Regions from separate parts of the Mus musculus genome. Here regions 1 and 2 are each linked to region 3. Evidence: chromatin loops called from intact Hi-C (ENCODE). Cell type or tissue: heart. All regions are shown on one strand. Region 1 overlaps Npas2 (neuronal PAS domain protein 2). Region 2 overlaps Npas2 (neuronal PAS domain protein 2). Region 3 overlaps Npas2 (neuronal PAS domain protein 2).

Region 1 (8,000 bases), 56 kb before region 3:
CACATACACATACATACACATATGTATATACACATACACACATACTATGTGTATGTGCATACACACACACACACACACACACACACACACACACACACATATAAATACAAACTCTGCTACCAGTTCAGTTCAAGAAGCCAGGTACTTCAGCACGTATAATCTGGCACAAAAGGCCCTGAAGTTCCCAGAAGATCTGTGGATGTTGAGTCTAATAACAACTGAGTCCTTCATTCATGGATGCTAGCAGGAACCATAGGCACATTTACTTGGAGAGCCACCAGCCCACATTTGGAACCCCCGACACTGCCCTACACGAATCTTCTCCAGAACATGGACAAAGCGAAATTGTCATCCATTACTTTTGGTGAGGGTGACAGCTGAGATCAGCCCTCACAAGTACTCCCCATGAAGTCTTCACTGTCACTGTCTTACCATAAAAGCCTCAGGCCATCTGACTCAGACCTTCCATTCACAACACTGCCTACATTGAAAACCATGGCAGGAGCCCCTAAAGGAAATAAAGTTCTCCTGCCCTATCTTTGCCAAATACTGCTCCTCTCTCTCAGTCTTCTGCTTCAACAGCCACCGAGAGGAGCTCAGAGGTTCCAAGACACACCCTTGCTGGTATTAATTACTATAATTACCTTCCTGAGTAGCGAAAGCATTGGCCGGACTAAAATCTGGCTGGGTGGGTATCTCTTTCTGGTTGTCTGTGTGTCCTCTATCTTTAAAGAGAGTAGCCAGGGTAGATGGGGCTGGGAGAACTGAGAGTGTTGAACGAGGAGCTGTTCTGAAGAAGTCAGTGGAGGGCTCCCAGAACTGAGCATAAAAATTAATTACAGAAAAGAAATACATCATTAATGTCAGAGCTCACAATAGGTCCCAGTGTGACTATTATGTGAAATTAATTACTCCCTACTCTACTTTCCAAAAATCATCTTCTCCGCACTATGAAAATAGTCCTAATTACTGGCATCGGCTGCTTTAAGTCATTAAGGGCCATCACTTCACACGACGCCCGTGCTCGTTCTGCAGTTGTGCTTGTGTTTAAATATAGCAGCCCTGGTCTCTGTGAAGATCTTCCCAAAACACTTACATATTTCGTTTAAAAGAAAATGTCAAATTGCAAGATCAGGGTCTTAGGGAAAATCAGGTATTAAGAATCAAATAATAACATCAATTTGTTTACTCGGAAAGACTATCTAAGAATAGAAAGCCGGTCGCGTCTCTGCAGGTGAGAGTGTCTCTGAAGGTGAGATCCTTCTTGCAATTGGGCCCTGGACCTGGAAAATGAAGATGGGGGGAAGCAAGCAGAGCCCAGAGCTCTCTCAGCAGCTTGCTGACCTCCTCAATGCCGAGACCCCTTAACGTAGTTCCTTGTGTCACTATGATATAAACGTATCCCGTTGCTTCTTCATAACTGTAATTTTGCTGTTATGGATTTTAATGTAACTATCTGATATGTAACGCCCACAAGAGGTCACAACCCCACAGGTTGAGACCCACTGGCTTATCGGCTGGTGGGGATGAGGGAACATTAAATGGACAACTGTAGAATGTTACCTGTGGCGAGAAGCTTGATCCTGTCTGGGGCAGAGGAAGTAACATGTAAGCTGAGACTTGAGTTGTGGAGAGGGGCAAGAAGACTTTTGCCAGCAGAAAAGAAAACATGTTTATAATCCTTCCAAGGTCTGGAGGGACAAGTCACTGGTTATGAGCTCCTCCGAGGGACCCAGTTCAGTTCCTAGTTACCATGTACCTAGTACCCAGCTCACAACGGTCTGTTAGGTCCAGCTCTAGGGGATCTGACTCCCTCTTCTGGTCTGAAATGTTACCTGCACTCAGTACACAAACCACATACACATGCTTTAAAAAAAAAAACAACTTAAAATAGTTGTTATCAAAGAAAGAAAAAGTGACATAAGGGACAGTTGAGTTATAGGAGTCTGATGTCCCTTTCAGTGATTTGTGCCAAAGATGTTTTGGGTCAGTGGCCAAGGTCAGCTGGTCGGGGGAACATTTTTTGTTCTGAATTCTTTCATGTTTAAGGAACCAAGAACAGGACAACTTACTTCTTTCTACCCTCCACGGGAACCCCCGGTATGTAGGATCACATTTACCTTATGGTTTCCATTCAGGTCCGTGTCACTGATTTTCATTAAACCATCTGACATTAGATCCCACTGATGGTGCCTAAGGGCAGGCAGCTAGCCTGTGTGTCTGCGCATGGTTCTCAAAATGGAAAGCTAAATTAGGACAGGATTTGCTTCTGACCTCAGATCCCACTGGGATGTTCCATCGTGTCCCTAGGAGATCCAACGTCCAGCATCTACCTTGTATTCTGTTATCTTGTCTTCAGTCTCTTCATGACCTAAACAGTTGGAAGAGTAACCAGTCATTGCTTCATAGGGTGGCTTTTGCTTGGGGTTTGTCTGTTGTGCGCTGCTGAGTTAGAGTGGATTAAAGTCCTTGCGGCAGGAATATCAGAAGGCTGTAGTGTATTCAAAGACCATGTACTTGGCTGGTGCCCTGGCTGGAGGTGATAATTTTGCTCACCGGACTGAAGCAGTATCTGCCAAGTTTTCCCGTGGAACTCCTCTCCTGATGCGTCAAAGGCTATATAAAGACACTATTTCTCACTTAACCTTGTCACTAGCTAGTATCCTTTGATACTTCTTATTTGAAGCACCATGACTATAGTGATTGCCCAATGGTCAATTTCTAATCCCATCTTCCTCTCACGTGTTTCATAAACTGGAAGTCCACTTGAAGAATGAGTTCAGTGTCTACCATAACCATCCATCCATCCATCCATCCATCTATCTACTTCTTTAAGTCACTGTGTATGGATGGATCCCTGTGTTGTTCTGTAAGTTATAATTACAGCTTTGATGCTCTGCTTGCCCCTTCCTTGGACAGTAAGAATCCTTCTCAGCTGACTTCTGATTCATCCTTGTTGCTCTTTGAACCTATACAGTTTTCTCTAATCTATCCTTGCTCCAGCCCTTGAGCCTGCCTGGCTCCCTTCAGCAAAGAGTTGTATACCTGAGGATGCTGAGCTAGAGGGTAGCTAGCCAGGGAGGTATTTCAAATATTTGACTGTTGCTGCCTCGGAGGATTTGTTGAAGACAGAAACAGACTCCTAGGAAGCTTGGCTAGGGTGCAGGACTGAAGCTAGGGCTGAGAGTGATGGTGTAGGAGAAAAATGCAGACGCCTGTAAGGTAGGTAGAAAGCTAAAAAACCAGCAGAGCAGTGATGGGTGGAAAACAGCAGTGGGGTGTGGAGACAAGAGATACAGAGAAGGAAGGAGCAGGTTTTGACAGGAGTGATTCAGATTTCTAGTTTGGGCCTGTGATCCTTGCAGGTAGCCAGGTCATGATGGGAGGGGCAGTGGGCACAGGAACCTGGGCTTTTGCTTATTGTGAAGAAGGACCAAGCCTTCTTGCCCCCAGGTTTTAAATCAGCTCCTCCTGAATAGCGAGTGCTGCAGAGTTGTACTCCCTTTGCTTTCTTTATTCAGTACTTGGCAAATACTTGGCATTTCACAGCAGATTTTAAAGCCCCGGGGCCTATTTTCTGGCTGTAGCCCTTGATGTGTTTATCAGGAAAGAGGAATATAAATAGATTAGTTTCTGGTAGCATCCTGTGGTTACCTAACTCCAGTACACTTGGGAAGGCATCGAGCTGCATTTGTCACATTTCATATGTGTGTTCGGTGACCTCTGCAGGTGCTAAGAACACATGCATACGTGTATTCATACGTAGCATTAAAACTGTTTGCTATCAAAGGTACATAACAAAATTAAGACTAGTGGAGTTATTAGAATCAGACTCAGGAGTGACTGGAGAGATGGTTCAGCCGTTAAGAGCACTAACTGATCTTCCAGAGGACCTATTTTTGATTCCCAGCATCTACATGGTGGCTTACAACCTTCTGTAACTACAGAAGGCACTGTGTACATGGTACACAGCCATATAGGTGTGGGTAGAACCACTCATAACCACACAATGAAAGTAAATACAAATCTTTGAAAAGTAAAACATGCCAAAGGCTAGAAGGATGGCTCAGTAATCAAGAGCACTTACTGTTTTTCCAAAGGACGCAAGCCCTGTCTCCAGCGCCCACTGCAGGTGGCTCACAGCAGCTCTGTAACCCCATCTTTAGAAGATTCAACGCCCCCTTCTGGCTCCCCTGAGCACTGCACTCATGTGCACAAATACACAAAGACATGCACATATGCATACATTCAAAAAAGAGTCTTCAGTGGGCTGAAGAGATGACTCAAGAGTCAAGAGTATCTGCTAGTGTGGCAGGGGACCTGGATTCAATTCCTAGCACCCACATGATAGCTCACAAGCCTCCCTAACTCCAGTTCTCCAGTTCTGGGATATTCAGCTGACCTCCATGGCCACCACACCTGCATGTGGTGCCCCTACATACATGTAAGCAAGCAAAGCAGTAATAACCAGACAATAACATAAATAAATCTAACAAAACTATTTTTAAAATCTCCAAACAGGGATCTCTTGTCAACCACTGTACATAAAAATATATTAATTAAAGTCCATAACAGATACTACCACCACCGCATTTTCACAACTCAGTGGACAGACAGAAGGATTCACCTCAATCCAGGAAGGTGCTATGGCTTGAATATGTTAGAATGTGCCCCCCCACACACACACAGTACTGTATGCTAGAATACAGTAGAGTAATGTTGTTGTAGAACCTTTAGGAAGTCACATACAGTGGAAGGTGGTTGGGTCATGGTGACGTTATCCTTGGAGGAAATTCATGATGGCCTCAAGGAGAGACTCAGCTCTTCCAAGAGTCGGTTGCCTTTTCTTTTTAAACCAAAGTTACCTCTCACGCTTAGTTTCATCTGCAGACAAATGGTTCATTTTTCTGCTCGTCATTCATACCGCGACCTAGCTGGGAATAGTTCATTAGATGCTGAATAGATGGGGCCACCTAACCTTGGACTTTCAGATTCCAAAACTCAGCTGAATAACTCTCTCTTCTTTATAAACCATCCAGATGGGGGTATTTTGCTATAACACCAGAAAATGGACTAATACACAGGACCAAAGCCAGAACCGCTACTGAGTCAATACATCATTCATGAACACATAGTGGTTCAGTCATAAGACCGCTTCTCAGACTAAAAGAGAGACATTTGGCTTCCACGCATCCGGTTCTGTCCTCTCCGTGGACGTAGATTTGTTTGTTTTGGGGTGATGCTTACTGAATTTCTTTTCCTTCTAAATCAGAAACAGCTGATGTTAATCATGTTGTTTTCAGATTCCATTCTTGACGCCGATCTACAGTGGGAGTGTTTGATGTCCCTTGGCTTCATTTTTATTTTAAATCAAAGACTGCCACTGACCCTGCCCCTACAGTGTAGGATGTGTAGACAATGGCCAGTGAGTAGCCAGGACTGCTCCCATGTATGGCTGTGGCTGGGACCGAGCTGTGTGTAGGTTATGACAACCCTACCCGACTCTTACCACACGCATAGGCCTTTTGGCCTTGTGCTTGTTTGAATCAAGGCTTTATGTGGAAAGGTGCAGGTGACAGTCACTCCAAATGAGATCTTCCTTGTATGGACTCACTGTGTGTACCTCCAGCTTCTGTCCTCGTCATACTAGAAACATCAGCTCTTTAGGACTCTGCTTACCTTACCTGTTGGCAGCATTCATAACAGCTTATGCAGAGCCCTCTGCAGTGAGCAAGGTCTTGGGTTCACTTCTCTATCAGGGAGCACAACCCACACAGAGCAGTGTAGTGGTGCTTGGGGAGGGGGTGTGAAATGATGGCAGAGCCCAGTTGTTCGGGTGATCTGGTACCCTGAAAAGCCTCCTTGGAAATGGCATGCACCCCCCCTTCCAAACAAGAGAGCAAGCAAAAGAGTTTAACTTTCAGCAAGACTGACACAGCATGGTGAACAGTCACCATGAGCACATAAGTGCTGCATGAGCAGAAAGTCACTTTAATGTCTGCCATTCAGGGTCCAAAAAACTAACCACAGCTGCCAAATTGAGCTTCCCCACAGCTTGATGGTTCATTGGTCAGATGGTTTGGTGAGCACCCCGTGTGGCTACTCTCAAGCCCTTTTTCTCAATTACTGATTGTATTGAGGGGGAAGAGGGGAAGAGAGAGAGAAAGAGGAGGAGGGGGAGGAGGAGGAGGGGGAGGCGAAGAGGGGAAGGGGAAGGAGAGGGAGATGGAGAGACTGCCAGGCAGAGAACCTCCTATCTGGCTGTACTACCCACACACTATACCCTGTGTTCGATGCTCTGTTTGCTTTTCTCAGTATATGAAACCCATCAGTAACTTCTGCTGCGGAAATGCCTTTAATGGGTCAGGATGATATGTGAATGACTTTAAATAGTGTTTCCATTTTTTGTCCTACTATCTAAGCACTGGGATGGGAAATTATAGATGCTGACGAGTTGCATGTTTAAATACTGCTAGACCAATTTCACACAATGGCGAGGAAATGTTTTTGTGCCAATATTTTTATCTCTTTGTCATTTCCATCATTTTTATTTTAGTCTTTTCCATCTGTGAGCTCTAATGGGTCCTGTTCTATATGTGATGTATACGGAACTCCCTGGATCCTATCTCATAATGTGATGGCTGATGCATTCCCACCGTTCCATAGTACCCTCCATAATGTAAACACTCAGCTCAGAGTGAGTGTTAATCTGATACATTGCCCGTTCTAAGCTGGATACAATTTTACACACGTAAGAAAAACACTTCCTACCCCATTGGGACTGGTTGTCTTATGCCTTATGTCACTAATCAACTTATAAAGAGAGAGGGTTTATTATTCTCCTGGCTGGAGATTTCAGCCAGAAATTGCTGATACTCATTGCTTTGAGGCCTCTGGTGTTACAGCCCATCATAGTAGAGTAAAGCCACTCACCTCATGGCCAGGATGCAACAGAAAACGAGACCAGGGTCTCATACTCATCTTTGATAGCATGTCCTCAGTGAGTTTTTTAGGCTCTTACTAAGCCAGCCCACCACCCATCAAAGATGAAGACCTTCTGCTGGGCCTTACCTCTCAGTAGCATGCATGGGAGTTGAGGCATTTCTGAGTCTTTTAGGATCAGAATCATACCAGCCGCAGAGCCATGAGAATGCTTGCAGTCTGGAGAGAAGTGGGGGACCATGATGAACCCACCAGTAGCTAGAGCCTCGGTGAGAAGTCAGTGGGTTAAGATCAGTGTTTCTTGGTCTGTGGGTCATGACACCTATGTAGGTTGAATGACCCTTTTACAGGGGTCACTTCGGGCCACTGGAAAGCACAGATATTTATATTATGATTCATGACAGTAACAAAACTACAGTTATGAAGCAGCAATGGAATAATGCTATGGTTGGGGGTCACCACAACATGAGGAACTATATATATTAAAGGGTCACAGCATTAGGAAGGTTGAGAACCACTTTTTTAGATTACTGTGAGCTGGGATTAGATATTTTCAGGAATGACAAATAGTTCAGAGCGTATATGAGAAACCTTTTCTTGACCTTAGCTTGTGGATTTGTGTGTCTGAGAAAGAGGGCTCATCTGAATGTCAGAGCAACATTTTGTGGTATTGTATCAGTCATGTGTTCAATTAACTTACCTTCCAAGCCTTGGCAATCTGGTGAGATAAAATATTAGGAGTGTATCCAAAATTGTTCAGAAATGTCCCGATATCTTCCAAAATAGTGTCATATAATGAGATTCCTAAGAGGCTGCAAATGAAGCCACTGCAACATTTAATCGCGACTGTTCCAAGTTGCGTTCCACTTGATCAGCCAACAACTCTTTGGAATAAATAGTACCATGAGAACCCTAATTTGGGACACATATAACATGCCTGGCTTTAAAACTCTGAAGCCATTTCTGAGGCACGAGGAAAATGCCACTAAACAAATCACGGCTGTCACTTCCCTATGGCCCACACATCTATCTGTATAGAAACAAAATACAGCACAGTA
Region 2 (8,000 bases), 75 kb before region 3:
AGCTTAGCCGTCATCTGAAACACTTCTCCTTGTGAGGAGAACATTCAAAATTCTCTCTTCTAGCTGTCTAGAGGATTAGATGGCTTTTCAAGGCTGGAGAGACAGCCAGTGGTTAAGAGTACCCACTACTCTGGCCAGCACTCACACTGGGTGGCTCACAACCAATTCTAGCTCCACCCTCTTCTGTGGTCATCTGCACAAACACACACTCATACAATGTGCGCATGCACATGCACAAATGCACAGGCACTTTCGAAAAGAATTCCACACTGCCTCGTCACACACTCTGTGCAAGAAGACACCAGGATGTGTTCCCCTGTCCGGCTGGAGTTTATCTTAGCAACTTTCAGGAGTCCTCGGGCTCATGGCAGAACAGGCTTAGCTTCATACCCTTTTCTGGGTGTCTCCTTATCATTTGTCCTTTAGCAGTGATTCAAGGAGACTATCACTAGCTCAGGGGATTACCCGGGAGAGGCGGAGCCCACAGGGAGGTCGCTGTTATCACCTCCACACACATCTGACTGTCCTTTGACTCTGTGACAGTCTCTAGGTGGCAGTGTGGAGGCCCCAGAGATGAGATGACTCACCTCAGTAGAGTCACAGCTCGAATTGTAGCCCTTTATTTAAAAAGGACCAAAAATAGAGTAGCCGGGGTTTATTTACCTTTTTTTTTTTTACTGAAATGCCACCTCCAAGAAGATAGAGACTGTGTCTAGAACCAATCAAGCCTTGGAAGTACGCCTTCTTTGGCTTAAGCGCTTTTCTCAAATGTGTGGTAATTGTGCACTGCTGGGGGTGGGCAATTTGGTGTCCATATGCCATTCAGCCCTGAGGAGGAGGAGGAGGCTGTGTGGGAAAGGGTACAAAAGAGCCAACGCTTGCAGGAAAACCTTTTTAGGGCATGATCATTATTCTGTTTCTTGCCATCTTTGAGTAGCTAACCTGCTTTTCAGATCATTTCTCTGTTCAATCAGGACGCCCATTCTGTCACTCCTCATTTTCCCAGAGTCAGATACAACTTCCTCAAGCCAGGCTCAGCCGTAAAGTCACTGGAAAAAAAAAAAAAGAAAGAAAGAAAGAAAAGAAAAGTGGGAGCTACCTTGGGTACCATGTTTGTTGTGGTGGTTTGCATATGTGCGGTCCAGAGCATGGCACCATTAGGAGATGTGGCCTTGTTGGAGTAGGTGTGTCACTGCATGGGCTTCAAGATCCTGGTCCTAGCTGCCTGAGAGACAGTCTTCTGTTTGCCTTCAGAACAAGATGTAGCACTCTCAGCTCTTCCTGCCCAGGCCTGTCTGGATGCTGCCTTGCTTCCTGACATGATGATAATGGACTGAACCTCTGAACCTGTAAGCCAGCCCTCATTAAATGTTGTCCTTATAAGAGTTGCCTTGGTCATGCTGTCTGTTCACAGTAGTAAAACCCTAACTAAGACATTTGCAAACTGACCTTTCACCTGAGCTGTATCCCAGGTACCCAGACAACTGTGGAGAACTTTCTAGAAGTGTCTCCTAGAAGTCGCTTGGGTTGTGGTGAAACATAACCCCTCACGCATCAATGCAAACCGCAGCATTTGGTGTAATACAACAGGAAATAGAACCAAAGCGTTATAGGCCTTTCAGTAACAGAATTTTCAGAGACTGGCACAGTCTCTGTGTCTGTGTGGGCATGTGTGCATGGACGTGCAGGTGCCTGTGAAGGTCAAAAGAAGGGGTCAGATCTCCTGGAGCCAGGTTTCAGGCAGTTGTGAGCCCCACACCCAGCTGACATGGGTGCTGGGGACTGACCTCTGGTGTCCTGGAAGAGCAATACGCACTCTTACCGACTGAGCCAACTCTCCAGTGACAGGAGTCATCTTTTCCAGGTTGTTTCTTAATTTAAGTCTGGAGGAATACCTCTGCGGAGATCTACTTATTTTACTAAGGGTAGAACAGGAGGCTCCAGCCCTCTTTCTGCTCTGACGGCTTTGGCAACTGCAGACAGAGGTATATCTTCCTGTCTGAGAGCAACAGAGACTCTACTAGATCTGTTACATATTTGTCTACCTTTTTGCCACCACCAATTTTGAAAACAAAGAAAATCTGTAAACATCAAGATAACTTGGCTTGTCTTATGTCTGACATCCATACGAACACACACCATCAAGTTTATCCCTGCAATCTTGCTTAACAAAGTGTTTAAGTTAGCCACTCAGCACCTCCCTAGAAGGAGCTCAAGAAATTTCTGTTTTTTTCCTTCAGAACTCTTTAGTAACATCTGTCAGAATTATTTCAGGCTGCATGTGAAAGGGCACAAAACAAGGATGCTTGCATATATAGTTTTAAAGCTCTAAGAAATCAACAATAAAATTAATTAAGGAAAAGTGTCACATAGAAAAGGTGACAAGCCAAGTGAAAGATATGGCTCAATAGTGGAACACAGGTCTAGCATTTACAAAGCCCATAGATTTGGTCCAAGCACTGCAGAAAGATGGATAAGTGGATAGATACACACACAGAGACAGATAGACAGACAGACAAACAGACATAGATACATAGATATGTAGATAGGTAGATACATAGGTAGATGACAGGTGCATAGATATATACATACATATACAGACAGATTCATAGATACATAGATGATAGATACATAGATAGATACTTATATACATACACAGATAGATACATAGATACATAGACAGACAGTCTGACAAAGAGTAGACAAGTTGCTTTGTAGACCAATGGTGTGATACAGAAGGTTGAGTTTTTAAGGGTCAACCATGAAACAATGTGTTGAGTTAATGATTCAAGAGTACCTCAGAGTTTCAATAAGGCAAGGCAAGCGTGTTTTCCAACTTGCTTTTACTATAACAAAACCCTGAGACAACAAATATGAAAAGTTTATGTTGGATCAGTTCTGAAGGTTCCAGTCCATGACTGATTCCCCTGTTTGGGGGCTTACTGTGACACATGGTAGAATCATGTGATGGGTCTGGTTATTCATCTCATGACCAGGAAACCAAGAGAGAAACAAGAGGCTGGAATTCCATAGTCCGCTTCAGGAAAAGCCCCAACTTTCACTCACTAGGCCTTACCTCTTTAAGAGTCCACTGCTAGCTCCAAGTGCTAGCATGCTTTCAATACAGGGCCTCTGAGGATGTTGATACAGGGGTGGCTGTACCATGTGAGTGCTTCCTAACCAGTCCACAGCCAGAGATGTTTCAGCATCCTGGCATCAGTGCCTTCCTTACTCACAGTGCAACAGCTATGTCCACATTCAAAGTGGGCCTCTGAGCCACAGCTGCCAGGGGAAAGAGGTAACTAGATTCACATGGGGTGTTTCTCTTCTTTTCCAGAGAGGGGAGTATTTAGTCAGAAATACCACAGGATTGCATAAAGAGCATGAGAGAATCAGGTGGCTTGGGGAACAAAAGACATTGCTTAGTTTTTTTTTCCCCCCAAGATAAATAATGGAAACCAAGAACACCTTTGCACACCTGCATGAAGCTTTATCAGCCTCCACAGTCCTTTGTTATGTCTAGTGACTTAGGTTGCTCTCGGGCACCTGGGTCATGCAGGGTTGAGACGCACTCTTCTAGAATTTCCCAGTGTTCTAGGGTAGATTGTAGTACCCTAAGAAGCCCTGAACTCATTTGGATTCTGGCGGGGTGGCTAACTCATTTAGATCCTTGAGCTCTAATGTATGTGTATGCTGTTCTCTTGCGAGTCGCCCTGGCCGTCACAGTCCACGCTGTTACACCTAGCTACGGTTCTGGGTTTTAGGCAAACATTGCATTTTTATTGGCAGTGTTTTTACAAGTATCAAAGAAAGTCATGGCTCTATCTGGAGAACCGTGGGACGGGAAGGAGGACCTCTGATGTCCTGCACAGGAGGATAATTGTGATCGATACCAGTTGACAGACTACTTCAGAACTGCCAGTATAAGTGTTTGTAACATAAAGAAATGTGTTCCAGGGATCGGCATTGAAAGTCATTCTAGTGGCCACGATCTGATCCTTGGAGTAGCACACCCATGTCCTGTCTAGGCACAATTATTATTGTGTCAATTAAAAAGACTTGCACATCTTTTAAAGAATGCGTATGCTCAGCTTCTTCTGAAAACACAACTTATAAGAACTTCTGTTTGCTCAAATTACACCATCATCTCTTTTTAAGGAATTTAGGGCCGTGTAAAGCCACCCCCTGATCAGCACTTGCTAAGTGTGCTATTCCTTCTCATCCGTGGCTGGGGGCTTGTGCTTGCTGTTTTATGTGAACAGCAAGTACTGCTGGCATTTGGCTCCTTCTCAACTGAGCCTTTGCCTATGTGTGACGTCTACCTTGAACATGCTTATTTCTACCCTCACCTGCCTTCCCTGAGGGGCTAGATTCTATCCTCTGGGGTTACACAGACCCCACCCCCACCCCCCATCCCACATGTCTATTCCATGGCAAGACGTATATTTCTGTTGTAAGGTTGCCAGTTTCTGCATCTCTCTACCACCCACTGGACTGTGGGCTTCTAAACCCCTCCAATACTGCCCTCTGTGGGCTGCTGCTGCACACTCCGGGCACCGTATGTCGGCAACCCTGCCCACGGGCTGTCTGAAAATACAGGACCTGAACTTCTCAAGGCTTTGGGGATTGGCTTCTGCAGTCAAATACTCCATGTTTCAGAGAACATGGAAGCCTGTTGAGTCACAAGTTCCTTGGTTGTGAGGCAGGGGTATTTAAAAACATATCCACCAAGATGGTCACATGGGCCAGTGGCAGCTGATACTCTGAACCCATTTCCATGTCGGACACTGTAAGCCCAGGAGGATGTGCAAGTAGCCATGGCTCATGCAGTACTTTGAACCTGCTGCCTGAAGTTAAATCTCAGGTCCACTTCCTGCCAGATCTGCATCTTGGAAAGTTACTCACATCTGATGAGTCCTTTCTTGCTCTGTAAAATGGGTGTCATCGTTCGACCCGGTTCCTCGTGCTCTTCTGAGGACTCTCTGAGGTGATGCAGGCAGATGTTGGGGTTGTATCTGGAGTGTTTGGGAAATGATCCACACCTAATCCCCACCCATCAAATCATCTACAGTGAAACAATGTCACTATCCATGAGGTTCCCTATGGCCTGTTCTTCTTTCAACAGAGACACCCGGCACATTTTTTATATATACAGTCCACCTAGATCCTTTTATAGAAACCTCCAGTTCAATTAGGTGACTGGGCCCTAAGCTGTTTCTGAGAGGAATGGGTGAACGCTGGTGTCTCTCTCCTGTCATTCCAAGTAGATCAGCCTCATCTGGAGATTTCATACACCTGTAGATGCTGGCGAATCGACCAATCAGGGGCCCTGTTCCTGGCAGAGACTCATTTCCCATCTCTAAGCAGTCCTTAATTTTCTGTGGCTCTCCATCTAGGAGTGGGGCCCTGCAAGATCTCCCTGTCTGTGCTGGAGATGCCAACCAGCATTGGGATTGTTCCGGTCTTGTTCAGGCAGCCCTGCGGTTGAGATTTCCTGAGTGGAGCTTTCCTGTTGTAGTTACAAAGCACAGACTCACAGCAGACCTCCTGGTCCTCTGGCTCTTCCGATTGTTCCCCCTTTCTGGGATGTTGCCTGAGCCTTAGTTGCAGGAGTTACATTGTAGACGTATCACTTGCATCTGGGCAGCCCCAGGTCAGTGCTCTCTGCCTTTTAATTGGCTGTGACTCTCATTAGTGTTCTCCTGCTACTATAACCAGAAGCGACGAGGGATGAGAACCACACTTCCCTGTAGACATAAGGATGAGAATTTAGAACACAGTTAGGAATGATGCTGGCTTAGGGAAGTGTCAGTAGTACCTTCTCCTCTAAGATTCATGGCCTCACTGGGCATGAAGAGTTGGCTAGGTTTACAGCACCAGAAATGAAATTCTCCTTGATCCAATTAGACAGGCACTGGTTACACTCAAGCTAGAAGCCTGCTCTTGCACCTTTAGGGATACCTTGCCATCCTGGCCATAGCTGGGTAGGACTATCCATTGTGTTCCTCCTGTGGCAGCTTGCACATCACCTTCTGGTACTATGAAAGCCAGTCCTGCAGAGGAGGCTTGCCAATGAGTTCCATTCAGATCCTCTGAGTCCTTTGTCTAACATCTATTGTGTCTTCAGCAATAGGGACTTACCTTAAACTTCTGAGAGGCCACCAGGGTCAATAGCAACAGACTATTGTTCTGGGAGTCTCTGGGGCTTTGTAGACCGACAACTTGAAAGTTTTCTCATGCCTGGTAATGGAATTTTGTTAAATAGTCTGTGGTTTGGGGGAATTACTATCTTCCCAAGTGGTGTAATTTCATTTAATAGATCAGTATTATATTCATAGATCAAGCATTCTTAGTGGTTTTCAAACCCCACCTCTTTTCTATCCTTTTATATACCTCTAGCCTATCCCCAACTAAGACCCCCTCCTTACTTTTTAAATTTCCTCTTCATTTCACCTGTAGCATGCCATTACCCTCTCTACAGCTCCCCACTACCATCCCTAGGGATGTAGCTCAGTGAATAGAATGTTTGCCCAGCAAACACCAAGTCCTGGGTCTAATCCCCTGGGTGAGATAAACCCGGCATGTTGGCACACGCCTGTAATCAAACCACTTGAGAGGTGGAGGCAGGAGGATCGTGCTTCATGCTCAAGGTCACCCTCAGCTCAGTGGCGAGTTTGAGGCCAACCCGAGCTACCTGAGACCTGCTTTGAGATATAAATGTCCACCTTTGCTTATTCAACCTCTAGGTGTGCTAAGGTCGCCTGTGGTTATGGGAAGTCCCTGCACATTCCCTGCTGGCTTTACACCTGTACGGTTTAAGACCCTGCGGTACATCGGCAGTTAAAAAAAAAAAAACAAAACCCACAGTAATCATTGTACAATTGAGACAAACTCTGAGTATTAGCAGCCCCCCCCTTACTTTCTCAAGGATTCCTTACTTAGGGGATATGTAAACAACATTCACCAACCCCTCCTAATGTCCTGATGATGAACCAAATTACAAGCCTACCACACAGTTTAAGTGGGGAAACCATTGGATTCTTTGGGTTATACAGATCCTGGGTGCAGGTTACTGGCAGGAACATGTGACAGACGCCTAGAACAGTTACACTGGCAAGTTTTCACCCAGAATAGATAATGGCTCCCTAATAGCTTCCTAGGTGACACCCCCTCTCCCAGGTCTTCCCAACCTTGTATCCACTAGCCCTTCCCAGAGACCCCAGGCTGCATGCAATTGGAGCAGAATTGCAAAACAGAACAAAACAACCAATGTCTGAGGGAGGCAGCTGGATACTTAGATGTGGGTTCAATGCCCTGTTTATGCCTCCTCCTAGTAGGGGATGCCGACAGTCCTCAGCACCAATCTAACAAAGATGGGTTCTCACAAAGAGGCACCATTGATCTCATGAAGATGGTGGCAATTTGGCTCAGCTAGCACCTTGCCAATTGATACCATACCCTCAGATGCGCTTGAGGCACCTCTGGTCGTTCAGACTGTACATGGGTGCCTGTTCAGCCTCAATTTCCAGATGGGTCACTCACCCTACCTGAAAGAGAGAGAAGAGGAGCTTTGGGAATTTGTTAAATTGCCCTCAGGGCTTTTGGATATCTAAAGAGGTGAGAGTTAGAAAGGCAAGAGAGACCTTGTCCCCTTGGAGTAGAGGAAGACTCCCAAGTGAGAAGGGCAGGAGAATTATTACCTGTCACTGCAGAAAGGCCACCATCCCCACCCACACGGTGACTCCGTACCAGACAGAGATAGGAGAAGTTTATAGTGAAAGAAAGGAAAGGTTTCAGTGTGTTCCTTGAATGGAAATGACTAGCTCAGAAGAGCTAGATAGTTGGAGCTGGGATAGGGCTAACTGGAAGGAGCCAGCTGAGTGATGAGTTTGGAGTATACGCTTGGGTTTATCCAGTTGGTCTTACATTAGAAACGGGAACCCAAACCAGCTCATCGGCCATCTTGAGTCTTGTCAAGTCCTGGCCATTTGGGGCTTCTG
Region 3 (8,000 bases):
CCAAGGCAGGACCCAGCAGTTCTGAAGGGACCTTGAGCCTCTGACTGGAAACAGACCCCTTGCTATTTGTGTCTCCATTTCCATGTCTAAGGAGCCACAGTGTGACTGGCCACTGACTTTCAGGGCAGGGAAAGACCATCCTAACTGTTTGAAGGAGATCAGGGAAATGCTAGCTGAACACCAACACCAATCATATTGACCGCAGCAACGGAAAGGCTACTCCTTGAGGCCCTGGGGCTGGCGTCCGACTCTGTTCTCCATTTTCTATGCTGTCCTGTCTCTAAGGGGAAAAGACTTGTGAGACGCTGTTTTCTGTAGAGTGTGGGTTTCATTCCTGTGGTATGAATGAAAACTAAGCCATCAGCATTAGTCACACTTGACTCTGGGCTCCCAGAATACTGGGTATGTGGCTTCTTAGAAGATGATGCCACGTGACTTGGGGAAGCTACAGCAAGGGGCAGGAGTGATGTCTAAGCCAGCCTGCATTGCAGCTGTCCCACTGTGTAATGGTGATAAGTCACATGGTCTCTTTCAGTGCTTTGGCTTCTTCACCTGGAAAACATATAAGAATGGTACCTACCTCATAGGACCATTGAAAGGATGAGAAAAGCAACATGGCCGGGTGCCACTTACTGACAGAAACAGACTCCCAGAAATGAATTATATGGTGATTTCTGTCTCTGCAAGCATCATAGACTATACCATACAAACTCAGATGACATGTCCTACTGCACACCCAGGCTAGTGTTGGAGGGGGGGGGGCTGCCTGTCTGTGTATCTGTGTGTATGTGTGTATGTGTGTGTGTAGTATATTTCTGTGTGTGTCTGTGTGTATGAATGTGTTTGTGCATGTATCTGTGCATGTGTGTGTGTGTGTGTGTGTGTGTGTGTGTGTGTGTGATATTCTACTACCCTTGGGACTACAATAAACAAAAAATATGAGGTGGAATCAAGCACAGGAGAAAATGATGTCATCAAGAAACTCCACAGAGTGTGAAGCTGTTGCTACTGACGTAACATGTGCACTGTTGTCTGTCAGCACACTCAGTAGTGGGGGTGTGAGCCTCCATGATCATTTACAATGTAGTGAGTACACAAGCCGATGACATCGCCAATTATGGTTTTCACCAGTATTAGTTCCTACACATGGTTATATGTGCTGTGCTTGTAGATGATTGAGTGCTCAGTAGGTGTGTTAACACCAGTGCACAGTAGGTGTGTCAACAACCAGTGTTGTCATACTCACACGAGTAATGCATTGAACTGTGATGTAAGATCAAAGCAACCATGATTTTCCTACTCTGTTAAGCTCTTACGTGCCCACGTTGAGTGTGTCTATTGTTCATGGAAACATTATGCAGCATGCAGCTGTATGTAAGGAACTACATAGAACCTCCTAGTCAGTATCCTGCAGATGAGGCCTAGGCAACCTTACTCAAACTCCCCAAGATGTCCGATGGACATTTTACAAAAGGTATCCTGGGAGCTGCATTCAAAAATCAAAGACTGCGGTTCCTAAGGATGTGTGTTAACACAGAGACCTGTGCTGTGTCCTCCTATCTGCTGTCTCCTCTCTGTCTGTCTCTCTCTCACACACACACTCTCTTTCTCTGGATCCCTCTACCCATCCCACCCCCAGTAAGATGACACAATTGTTTATAAAGGCAGAATTGAATAAACGCCCTCCTAAAGAAGACACATGAATGACATAAAGCATACAGAAAGATGTTCAGTGTCACCAGAAAAAGGCAAACACAAGCCACAATCAAATCATCCAACAGTGGTAGAAACTTGACACTCCCAAGTATTGGCAAAGATGGGGGCAAGCGGGAATCTCATCTGTTCCCGATAGAGATGGGAAACAGCTGGAGCCAACTTCACGTGGCAATATTGTGGTGTCTCGGTTAACGCATGTCTACCAAGTGACTCAGCAGCTCTGTGCTTCTGCATTGGCCCAAGAGAGTGAATCTTAAAGTCTTGTATGTTTCTGCTACATTGGGGTGTGGGGCTAGGGGACGTGTGTGTGTGTGTGTGTGTGTGTGTGTGTGTGTGTGTGTGTGTGTGTGTGTCTGTGTGTGTGTGTGTTTGCTTGTCCACCCGTCTGCCTGCCTGCCTGCCTGCCTGCCTGCCTGCCTGTCTGGGATTATTTTGTTTTGGTGTTTTGCTATGAAACCCAGGCTGGCCTGAAACTTATCCATCTGAGTGTCCCGAGTACTGGCATTACAGATGCACACTGCTATGCCCAGACAGTGTTCTTTGATTATTATTTTATTATTATTATTGTGTGATGATTTTTATATGCTTGGCCTAGGGAGCAGCACTATTAGATGTGGCCCTGTTGGAGTAGGTGTGGCCTTGTTGGAGTAGGTATGTCATTGTAGGTGTGACCTTTAAGACCCTCGTCCTAGCAGCCTGGAAGTGAGTGTTCCACTAGCATCCTTCAGATGAAGATGTAAAACTCTCAGCTCCTCCTGCACCATGCCTGCCTGGATGCTACCATGTTCATACCTTGATGATAATGGACTGAACCTCTGAAACTGTAAGCCAGCCCCAATTAAATGTTGTCCTTATAAGAGTTTCCTTGGCCATGGTGTCTGCTCACAGCAGTAAAACGCTAAGACGGATTGCATGTATTATTACAGCATACTATGTGAGTATGTACATGCATGAGGCCAGAGGACAGCTTGTGGGAGTCAGCTCTTCCACTCCATCATATGGGTCTTGGGAATCAACCTCGGCTTACCAGGCTTGGCAGCAAGGTCTTTACTCACTGAGCCACCTCCCTACTCCCAGTTCATAATTCACCCAAACTGGAGATATCCGAAAGGTGATATGGCTATACAATGGAATACCTGTGAGCTGAAGGTAGAACTGTCAATCTGCACGCCGATGTGGTGAAGTCTCAAAAGCTGTTGCAAATGAAGGTCCAAGACTTTTAGAATTCCATTTATGGGAAATTCAAGAAAATGCCAAACTGAGTGGCTGCGCTTGGGAGAAAACAAAAACAAGAGGCTTGGAAAAATCCCCTAAGACGAAGCTGCTGTCTCTCTTGTGTTGGTTTCAGTCAACAATTATAAAAAGTCACCAAACAGCGTACTTTAAATGCATATATTTCATGGCATGCAAATGTGATGCCTTTCAAAATTCCAGAGGCCAAGTGTCCCGGTGTCATCCGACCTGTTGTTCCAGATTCTTAGCATGAGCGGTGCTCATTACTGGAAACAAGGTCATCCCAGGCTCTTGGCTTTCTCTCGCCTCAGAGCTGCAGATCCAGCTGACATTGACCGATTTCCAGGGTGCACCACAGTGCATCCCAGGCGGAGGCCAACGGAAACAAGCTTGTGTTCCTGTCACTAATGATAAGAGCCTCTATCGGATCCTTCGCCAGGCCACGCTCATCGTCATTACACCCATTGAAGACAAGAGCGGAGCAATGACGAGCCGAGTGTTATCGGCTCGCAAATCATTTATAACAGCAAACTAGGACAAGAGCAGGGCTTTTTTTGGCTGAGGAGGTTGTGTGTCACTCTTTAAAATCTAGGCTAAAAAATGATTTATAATACAGAGTCAGCCAGTCAGAAAATGAAAAGCATTCCTTTTTTCTATCTCATGCATTTGAACACTGGGCCTTTTACCCTGAGCTAGCAGTGAAGGGGCCTCCATATCTCAGTCTGTGACAAGAAGAAAAGTGTGGCCTGGTCAGAAATGAGACCTCTACGGGAATCCCTTAATCCAAAACCCAAGAGCAGGAGAGAAGGAGGGAGGCGTTGGAAGAACAAAAGGTCTCTTAGAAAAGCTGAGGAGATTGTGCAGTGGAGATGAGCTTCGGAGAATTGCTTAGATCTGGTCAGGGAATAACCCTACCAGAGACAGAACCAGGGTAACTGGTCTATGAGTGGCTGTTGATGTGTTGTAGATACTTGAAGCAAACAGCAACTGTGGTGGTGTCTATGTAGGGTGTGTTCTTTTGTTTCTGGGGGACTACTTGGGGGAACGTTGGTACTGATAACTTGTACAGTTGAATACCTGCCCCAAGAGAGGTAAGCCACTGTCCACCAGAAACTTCTGTCCTGGCCACACACTGACCAATCAATAGCCTAGGAACTGTGACTCTCCAGGTGCCTGGACCAGCAGGCAGACCATGTGTACATGGTTTCTGTGCCCATCAGCTGGCTCTCTGTAAAAAGTTCATTGTGGGTATACTTGGGAGGAGGGATAGGGCAGCTTTCCTGGCCATGGGTCACCCCAGAATAGGTTGCTGGCAGTTTTCTATTCCTTTTATGTGCATGGCTATTGATCACGCATATCTCTGTGCACTGCTAAAGTTCCTAGTACCCACAGAGGCCAGGAGAGGGTATCAGATCTCCTGGGACTGGAGTTACAACTGGTTGTGAGTTGCTGTGTAGGTGCTGGAAATCCAAACTGGATGCACTGGAAGAAGAGCCAGTGCTCTGAAGTGTTGAGCCTTCTCTCTAGTGCCACACTGGATTGCTGATGAAGGGACTCTCGGATGTCACCGGGATCAAGGCTCCATAGCTGGGCTGCTTCCTGAGAATTTGCGGGGTGCATCTCTCTATCACGTGTTCCTTATTCCTCTTGTTAGGCCAGTGCCAATGACCAGATCCCCTCTTCTAATCCCTTCAAAGTCTGAGAATCCTCAAAGGTCCCAACCTGAGCAGCCTAGCTCTCATCTCTTCTACAGACAGCCAGTGTGGAATGTCCTTATGAAAGTAGGCTTCATCTTGGAGAGCAATTTAAGGATCACAGAATACCTGAGTGAGAGATATGAAGATTTCCCTTACAGTTCCTGTCCCGCATACACACAGATCTCCCTGCTGTACGTGACCCACTTAGTGATATGCCCATCAGTTACAGTTGATGAGACTCCTTGGCATGTCATGATCTCCTCTGTTAACATTGTGGTTCCCTCTTGGTGTTGCATATGGCAGAAGTGTGTGGCATGTGCCTGCCATGCTGGACTCAGCCACAGTGATGTCACTGCCCTCAATACTCTCTGTGCTGTGCCCATACATCCCTTTCTATGAGCCATGGTGACCCATGGTTGCTTTACCATTTCTGTAGCTTCTCCTTTTCCAGAATGTCATATAGTTGGGGTTCACACAGTACCAGGCTATAGCACACTGGTTTCTTCAACTTAGTGATGTACCTCTGAGTTACTCTCCTGTCTTGTTGAGTAGTGAGTGTTCTGTTTTTCCGTGCTCACAGCTGCCTGACAAATAGGACAGCATCAGTGTCTGTCATATGTCACCCTAGATCTGCACGGCTCACAGGTTGTGCTGAGACATCGTCACCTCACTCACAGGATGATGGCTCTTGGGGCAAGGGCCAGGACATATGTATGACTGAGTGGCACAGCCAGGAACCCCCACCACGCCGCATGGGTGGCATAAGGCTGAATGCCCTGGACTGGAGGAAATAGGGTTGAAGCCTCACCAGGGACTCTGAGGATAAATCTAGGTAAACAGCGTGCAATTTTCTTCCTGGAGCTTAAAGCTCTACAAAGTTAGAGAGGCGGTGTCTGGCAATGGCGCTAAGCTATGTAAGGTTTTGTATGTGAGTCAGACCTTGCTTATTATTAATGCTGTCTGTCTCTGTGGCCAAAAGTCTAGCAAAACATGTTTCTTGCCCCATTACTCAGCTCCAAAATGTGGCCAACGTTACCTCCACGAGAGACTTTTTGGATCTGGTGCTCTCCGTAGAAAACACCCTGAGAGAGAAGGAACCTCTGCGGCATGACAAAGCCTTCGTGACGTGGAGTGTTCTAGTTAACCTGTGCCTTGTGTGTTCCCAGAGCCTCTCGAAATAAGTCTGAGAAGAAGCGTCGGGACCAGTTCAATGTTCTCATCAAAGAGCTCAGCTCCATGCTCCCTGGTAACACTCGGAAAATGGACAAAACCACCGTGCTGGAGAAGGTCATCGGATTCTTGCAGAAACACAATGGTAAAGGCCGTGCGCTCGTGCTTCTTGGCATCTCTGTCCCGCCCTACCCTTCCTGCAGGTGATGAGTCCATCAGGCAGGCAATCCCCATGAGCCCACCATTAGGAAGGTCACCCTCATCCCTCATGGGCTCTCCTCCAAAGGCTCTGGACATGCCCCAAAAGCCCCATGCCTAGCAGGTTGGGGGGAAGACAGCTATTCCCCAAAAATGCTTTATCAGCCTTAGGAGGGCCTCAAGAGCCCACAGCCTGCACAAGTGGCATTCACCATGAGTTTGTCATTGTCATAATCCCCTGGAACTCATCCAGGACCTGCCCCTCTCTGTCTTTCCCCAAATGTGACATCTGTTCTGACTACACACTTGAAGCTGTGTGTCCATGGGGATTTTAGTCAGCTGAAATCATGCAGGTCACTCATGGCCCTCCTCCCCTGTCACTGGCAGATTCTGTCCTGTCACTTGACATTACCACGTGACGCTATCCAGGAATGCATGTCTTCCGCAGACTGTATTCCTCCCCACCCCCCACCCCCCCCCCCGGTGCTTTTTTTCCCTGTATGCAGATCTCACACTTAGGGTGCCACTGGCTTTGAACAGTATCCAAGTGCAACAGTGACAAAAATAAATAGTCTGGGGAAGGGCAGGAGAGATAGCTCAGTGGTTAAGAGCACTGACTGCTTTTCCAGAGGTTCTGAGTTCAATTTCCAGCAACTACATGGTGGCTTGCAACCATAATAGGATCCGATGCCCTCTTCCCGTGTGTCTGAAGACAGCTACAGTATACTCATATACATAAAATAAATAACTAAATCTTTTTTTTTAAGAGTCTGGGGAAGACCACACAAGCAGAGTTGCAATAGTCATCACTGTGATCATTTAATCAGAGTGCTTTTATTTCCTAAGTAACGTTTTAGCCAAGTGAAATAGCAGGTGGTTTGATTGCCAAGATATTTTGTGCAAATTACTCAAACTAGGTCAGTGCCACAGAAGCAGGACAGCTGTTAAATAGGGCAGCTGGAATCAAGTTCATCGGCCTGACATTTATGTTGCTCTTGGTCCACTGTGGAGTTACCAAATTCTCTAATCTGGCCCAGGAAGGCCAGATCCACAGCACTGCTGCTTCCTGACACCAGGAGCACCTACCTCTCCAGCCTTCCCTTTTCACAAGCCGAGGAGGCCTGCCTTCCTGCCTTCCTGCTTTCCTGCCCCACCTGCCTACATACAGTCAGAGTATCTGCAGACTCACACAGGTTTCTGAGAATCCCCATTTGGAAGAAGGGGAAAGCTCCATAGCAAATTTCATGCAGAAAATTTCATTTTGATGCTTGCACCAAAATGTGGCTTAAAGCAAATATATATATATATATATGTATATATATATATTAAAAAACAATATAGCCACTTTACATGTCTCCCGAGTACAGGTGAACCCCACAGGCGCGGGCAACAGAGTGGAATGGTGAGTTGCTTTCTGCGTTACTGCAGGGTTCCCAGAAAGCCACCATTCCTGTCATTGCCTCTAGACTTCACAACAGCACCTTACTCAGAGTCCTGTGGGGTAGAAACTTGGGAGGTTAATCAACCTGAATCAGACAGCCAGGAAGGCATTGACTTTAAATCCAGCAGCCTGTCTATGGAGCCCTGATCTTAAGTCACCTTCTACTGTTCTCTCAGTCATGTAATGGATGGGGCTCCATGGATCTGTCATGGCTGCACTGTAGCTCTGAGTTAGTGTATCCACTCAGACTATTGCTTCTCAGCCTTGGCTGCCCATGAGAACCACCTAAGGAGCTAGGATAAAACCACTCCATGGATGGATATACCAGAATCTTTGGGAGTGGCTCCCCAAAAGTGTGCTAGAGTCTGTTTATGCCAGCTCAAAAAAAAAGAGTCCTAATTTGTCAGTGTATGCACTTATGCATGTGTGCATATGTGTGCAGGCATGCATGTGTGTGTGCATGTATGTGCATCATGTATAGGCCAGAGAACAATCTCAGGTCTCATTATTCAGATTCTTTGCATCTTTTTTGCAGACAGAGTCCC

Evidence for each region. Hi-C counts contacts between places; a loop is a spot of excess contacts. Peaks named below come from ENCODE experiments on the same cell type or tissue, not always from the same donor. Only the 100,000 strongest peaks of a DNase experiment are listed, where the experiment ranks them.
Region 1: a loop joins it to region 3, with 1.8 times the contacts of the local background. A loop is called at or near these places in 4 of 42 quality-filtered maps.
Region 2: it touches region 3 in a loop (2.3-fold over the local background); 2 of 42 quality-filtered maps call a loop at or near these places.

The regions. Positions count from the first base shown.
Region 1 is chr1:39,226,059-39,234,058 of GRCm38, forward strand. All of the region lies in intron 1 of Npas2 (neuronal PAS domain protein 2), which reads left to right. Among named protein-coding and RNA genes, the nearest start is that of Npas2, 36 kb to the left of the region's middle. In heart, CTCF peaks have their summits at 1,811 (motif pointing left) and 4,179 (motif pointing left); a DNase peak (open chromatin) is centred at 2,538.
Region 2 is chr1:39,206,591-39,214,590 of GRCm38, forward strand. The region is part of intron 1 of Npas2 (neuronal PAS domain protein 2); the gene reads left to right. Among named protein-coding and RNA genes, the nearest start is that of Npas2, 16 kb to the left of the region's middle. In heart, CTCF peaks have their summits at 539 (motif pointing right) and 4,538; a DNase peak (open chromatin) is centred at 481; H3K27me3 peaks cover 670 bases.
Region 3 is chr1:39,281,656-39,289,655 of GRCm38, forward strand. It overlaps Npas2 (neuronal PAS domain protein 2), which reads left to right. Exons shown (of 21, transcript NM_008719.2): 3 at 5,813-5,961. Among named protein-coding and RNA genes, the nearest start is that of Rpl31, 82 kb to the right of the region's middle. In heart, no CTCF peak of the experiment used is centred here; DNase peaks (open chromatin) are centred at 3,296 and 6,386; H3K27ac peaks cover 779 bases; H3K27me3 peaks cover 468 bases.